Regions from separate parts of the Homo sapiens genome. Here region 1 is linked to region 2. Evidence: chromatin loops called from intact Hi-C (ENCODE). Cell type or tissue: GM12878. All regions are shown on one strand. Each heading gives the region's core, and the rest is flanking DNA. Links, peaks and the distances in the headings are about the cores only. Region 1 overlaps CREB5 (cAMP responsive element binding protein 5). Region 2 overlaps CREB5 (cAMP responsive element binding protein 5).

Region 1 (2,921 bases), core at 187-2,686, 110 kb after region 2:
CTGCCCCATGAATTTCTATGGCTTATGTGGTTATTAGGCCTTTATTTAGTCCTTGCAGCATCATAGTTATATGTATATGGATAAACAAGAAGCTGATTGCCCTTCTCTACTGAGGACATTAATTGGTGTTCATTTTCCCACAATAACATGGCTAAATAAGTATTAACATGTTACATTAAGAAATATGTCCTGCCAGGCACAGTGGCTCATGCCTGTAATCCCAGCACTTGGGGAGGCTGAGGCTGGAGAATCACTTGAGGCCAGGAGTTCAAGAGCAGCCTGGGCAAAATAGCTACACCCCATCTTTGCAAAACATTTTTTAAAATTAGGTGGGCATTGTGGCACATGTCTCTAGTCCCTGCTACTCAGAAGGCTGAGGTGGGAGGATTGCTTGAGCCCAGGAGGTAGAGGCTGCAGTGAACTATGATGGTGCCACTGTAGTCCAGCCTGGACGACATAGCAAGACCCTGTCTCTATAACAATAAAAAAGAAAAAAAGAATATGTTCATATTCACATATATCTTTAAATGATGGTCAGTTGTCTCAATATTCTCAGGGTTCTGCATTTTTACAGATCCTCACAACACTCAGGCCTTTGGTCTCTGTACTTACAACATATTGCTTTATTAATAAAGTGTTTTGCTGTTCATAGACTAAATGCCACCAAAGTCATATACTTTGTATGGGGTTTTGGTGATAGGCCAGGGCACCACATGTGCTGACTAGTGCTCTTTTTATAGTAAAACAGACTTATGAAAGCAAAAATTTATTGTGAAACTGTTTGGGGCATGCCAAATATCATAGGCAGTTAGCTCTTTGCTAACTGTAGAAACCCAGAGAATAGAATTGAGTGTTTTCTTAGGGAAGGGGCAATGAACACTTTGTGCCTGGGAGATCGAATGCTGCCAAGAAAGGGTTTCATTGCCCAGGACATAGTGGGGGAAGAAATGGAGACTAAATTCAACCTCTCCAAGATGGCCACAGGCAGGGGTGTTTTTTCTTCCAAAAGTATAAGAAAGCAAGAGAACCCAGTTTTGTTTTTAATACTTTTCTTGTTTGTTTTCTAGGTAGAAAAGTGTGGATTCACTAGAAATTAGAACTTGATTCCATTTTCTAAGATCCATTGTCTACATTATCTGCAGCTGAGAGCTTCTACTCAGGGGGCAAGGTGTCTAGCAGTTTCGATTTCAGAAAAGTGTTATTTCTGTAGTCTAAATGCAAATAATATGACATTTCCTTCTGAAGCAAATATATACGCACACACACACACACACACACACACACACATAAACACATCTCTGTTTCCTTTCTTGGTTTTTGTTTGGTTGTTTTTTTTTAACCAGAGATTGCCTTCATTTGATGGTCTAGAAGTGACTTTCTTTTATATGTGCTATTTTGAGCAGAAGGAGAACTGAGAAAAAGAAGGAAGGCCATCTGAATTTAGATAGGTGTAAAGTCAAAGAGGAAGAAGTTAGTGTTTAAGGCTAAAATAAATTGTCCTGTAAGTTATCCCACTGACCTTGGAATTGACAGGGTCACTTTTGGTTTCCACAGAGCCCCTTATCAATCACATTCATTTGGAGTTGGGAGGTACAATTTGCCTTCTTGTATGTTCTGAGATGTAAGAGCAATTTTCTTGTTTGATTAAGTGATTTATTCATCATTAAGGCTAATTTCCCAAATAGTCATTTTTATTTTGTAAAAATAAAGTTTGGAAGAGAAAGGGAATGAGATGAGATTTGTAGATGAGATTTTTATTATTTTGTCATTGTTTTATTTTATTATTTTTGTTATTAATGTTACTCAATATGTGGTTGCTTATAATTTATTTCACCAAGAAATTTAGAAATGGGAGATATTCCTTAAAACAGATTTCAATTTTTTTTAGCGCAACTTCTAGAATCCCAAACATACTTTCCTAGGTGATAAATACATGGCTGAAAAGCCAAGTTCATATTGAAAGTGTAGGTACAACTTAATGACAGCAATGTTAATCGTCCTTTTCGGTGTGCATGCATTTTTTAAGTCTCCTACATGTGAGGTATAATGCCTGGCAGCCACAAATAAACCTTGACCAAAGAGAGGATATTATTGATCACAATTTTTAAGTGGCTTATTCAAGATAGTGCTACATTTACGTTCACTTTTATCAAGTGGAAGCATCTCGGAGCTACCATCTATTTTATGTTTATATTTGTAGACAATGGGTGCCAAGTTCATTATTCTACAAAGCTATGAGCATGCCTTTGTGAATTAATATTAACAGATAAAGTAGAGATCCGAGGCACTTACATGAGTAAATAAGAAGAAAACCCCACACCATCCACAATATCCTGATATTGAGGGGGGAAAGAGTATTTTATAGACCGAAATTGACCAAATAATCAATGAACTCAATCAAATTAATTCAATCATGGCCCAAAACTTCATTGCCTCCTTGCCACCCTGAGCTGACATCATCCACCTGCAGCTGACCAACATGTGTACTGTATGCTTCCATACCTCCTGCTCAGTGGGCATCAGGCAGGTAGATGTGCTCTGCTCAACAGTATCCCATGAACAGTAATTGAGTAGGAGATGGTGGGGAGAGCAGGGATTCATGACTGAAGGTCAATTTATTTTCAGATATTCTTTTTAGATTGAGCAACACAGACTTCTTTTGGAAAATCTGATGGTAGATGAGTCAGCTTATTCTGATTGCATTTCAGGTGGAAGCCACAAATCCTACCACATAATTCTGCCCAATGTGCGCCTCATATTCACATTCTCAATTGGATGTAAACCTGAGCTTGTGAAGGTTACAATAGTTAAATGTATTAAGTCCTTATTATGTGCTGGGTATTGTTCTGTTTCCCATCTATTACTGTATTTAATCCTCATAGTAACACAAATAATGTACTCTTCTTATCCCCATCTTATAA
Region 2 (2,921 bases), core at 257-2,756:
CTATGAAGTAGTGAAATGTTTTTCCTGGCAGACCTGGAGGATTTTCATCATTCTCAAAATGTCCAGTTTAAACCTAGTCCCAATGAGTCTGATGGCTCCAACACTGAAAAGACAGAACTGCTTATTTGGGGACCTGTCCTACCTCTCCTAAAAGATGTCATTGTGCTTACTAATAAATTACTTATTCTAGTGCACAAAGAGTGAAACCTTTATTTCCTGCTCATCCAAAGGATTATTGTTCATATGTGAGAAGAAATGACCTCCTCGCCTACCTGTCACGATTCCTGGTTCCTGCTGCCCTCCTCAGCTAAATGTTACTTGCACTCAGAGATCATTTGAGCCTTTCTTTTGTTCAAGGAAAGGAAAGTCCAAGAACAACCAGTAAGGAATTACTCATCTATATGTGTCCACCTTTGAGGAAAATCTACCTTTAACTGACGTGTTGCTTCCCTGAAATAAATAATAGTTCTGGATCTCTCACTTTTTTTTTTTAAGACAGAGTCTCTGTTTCTGCAGTGACACGATCATAGCTCACTGTGTCTTCAAACTCCTGGGCTCAAGTGATCCTCCCACCTTAGCCTCCCAAGTAGCTAGTACTACAGGCACCCCACCATGCCTGGCTCATTTTTAAATTTTTTGTTAAGATGAGATCTTGCTAAGTTGCCCAGGCTTGTCTGAAACACCTGGGATCAAGAGATCCTCCCGCCTCAGCCTCCCAAAACACTGGGATTACAGATGTGAGCCACTGCACCCAGCCGGATTACTCTCTCTTGATCATATCTACTCATTTAACTTTAGGGTTGAAAAGGCCCTTGAAGATTGTTGGTTCAGCCATTTTTTGTGTGTGTGTGCATGAGGAAACAGAAACTCAGAGGCACTGAGGACACAGCCCTAGATCACCAGGCAAATGACTGGCTGAGTCAGTAGACACTCTTGCTGGTGTATTCATATTCAAAGCCATATCATGCAGGACTCAGTTACTTCACTTTGTCATTTTGTGATCATCAGGTTGACACATCTTAAGAAAGCACAATTTGGCCTTTCTGTTCTGGTCAGGAATCTGAAGAAAAAAACCAAGCTATCGGCTGGGCATGGTGGCTGACGCCTATAATCCCAGCACTTTGGGAGGCCAAGGCAGGCGGATCACGAGGTCAGGAGTTCAAGACCAGCCTGGCCAACATGGTGAAACCTCATCTCTACTAAAAATACAAAAATTAGCTGGGTGTGGTGGCAGCCACCTGTAATCCCAACTACTCAGGAGGCTGAGGCAGGAGAATTGCTTGAACCCGGGAAGCAGAGGTTGCAGTGAGCCGAGATCACTCACCACTGCACTCCAGCCTGGGTGACAGAGTGAGACTCTGACTCAAAAAAAAAAAAAAAAAGAAAGAAAGAAAAGAAAACCAAGCTATCATGACAGACCAGTGAAGGGATTTTTGGGGGAACACTTACCGCCAGTGAGCAAGCATAATGTTTTGCATGTTCTTTAAGTGTACTGTCAGTCACTTTCCGTTTCTATTTATACTAGGGACTTACTGTCTATAGCTAAAATTGACATTTACTGTGCCCATAACCCTACCACAAATTAAAATCAGACCCCAAGTCCCTCTGGGGAAAATGTTTATTAAGCTGTAGGAAGACATCTGAAATGATACCAAATTGCATTTTAAACTTGAAACCCCAAATACCACATTTGTTTGCAAGTAGGAATAGGACTGTCTGAGGAATCATTTGAGAAACTGAGCAAGTCACTCTCTTTGGCAACATGCAGGGCCACCAGGGAAGAGAAAAGTACCTTAGAAGAAACACTTTATATAAACCCCTTGTGGCTTTTAAGTAATCATTTAAACGTAAACAAAATATTCTTTAGAATGAACTCAAAAGAAAAGTAAGCCTTTTAAAATTCCATGCCTTTAATGAACAGACACAGACATTTCAATTGTACTTATAAATACCCTGAGAAGAGGGTTGAGAGAAATATCGAAATAAAACAAGTCCATTAAAATGTAAACCTGGGTTCCAGAGTTTCTCCTGCTAATACAGGCAAAAGTGTGTTTGAGACAAAAAAAAATCTTCAGCCGGGTGCAGTGGCTTGCGCCTGTAATCCCAACACTTTGGGAGGCCGAGGCGGGTAGATCACCTGAGGTCCGGAGTTCGAGACCAGCTCGGCCAACATGGCGAAACCCCATCTCTACTAAAAATACAAAAAATTAGATGGGCATGGTGATGGTTGCCTGTAATCCCAGGCACTCAGGAGGCTGAGGCAGGAGAATTGCTTGAACCTGGGGGAAAGAGGTTGCAGTGAGCTGAGATCGTGCCATTGCACTCCAGCCTGGGCAACAAGAGTAAAACTCCATCTCAAAAAAAAAAAAATCTTTCTAGCACTTTTGCCCTTTAGGATGTAGGTATCTGTGGGTGTTTGTATGTAGCAGGTGTATTTATGTACATAGATTGGACACAGTGTCAATCTCAGAACCTAATAATGGAATCAATTTTGTCTACAGGGAAGCCATACTCAGTGGTTTCTTTGCTTGTGTGTCCAGTCCATGAGTAGCTTGGAAAATAGCAAAGCCAGGTTGAAAAGCCATTTGAGATCCTTGAATGCAAAGTGTAAAGTACATGCCAAGTATCATTATTATGAGCTTTATTGCTACTATTTTACTAAGTGTTTCAGATTAATATCAATTCTGCTTCATGATAAGTGCTCTTGCAAAGTGGGAGAACTTGCAAGGTAGCTCAGGGAAGGTTGCACAAGAGAGAGCACACAGTTTCCTAGAAACTTCACCCTTCCCCCATACCCCCTGTTCAAGCCAGTGGTAGCTTGACTGTCCCTAGAAATCAGGATAGTGTTTCAAGTTATCATAGCCCTTAAAAAGATGACTGTCATGGATGTGACATAGGGGTATAGCTGCCAGGAAATAAGA

Evidence for each region. A loop is a pair of places that touch in the nucleus more often than their neighbours do. Peaks named below come from ENCODE experiments on the same cell type or tissue, not always from the same donor. Only the 100,000 strongest peaks of a DNase experiment are listed, where the experiment ranks them.
Region 1: it touches region 2 in a loop (2.2-fold over the local background); 2 of 110 quality-filtered maps call a loop at or near these places.

What each region holds. Positions count from the first base shown.
Region 1 is chr7:28,814,799-28,817,719 of GRCh38, forward strand. All of the region lies in intron 9 of CREB5 (cAMP responsive element binding protein 5), which reads left to right. Among named protein-coding and RNA genes, the nearest start is that of TRIL, 140 kb to the right of the region's middle. RefSeq lists an enhancer at 982-1,161. In GM12878, for the core only: no CTCF peak of the experiment used is centred there; DNase peaks (open chromatin) are centred at 793 and 1,283; H3K4me3 peaks cover 734 bases; H3K27ac peaks cover 1,461 bases.
Region 2 is chr7:28,704,000-28,706,920 of GRCh38, forward strand. All of the region lies in intron 5 of CREB5 (cAMP responsive element binding protein 5), which reads left to right. Among named protein-coding and RNA genes, the nearest start is that of TRIL, 250 kb to the right of the region's middle. RefSeq lists an enhancer at 772-841. In GM12878, for the core only: no CTCF peak of the experiment used is centred there; a DNase peak (open chromatin) is centred at 1,562; H3K4me3 peaks cover 513 bases; H3K27ac peaks cover 243 bases.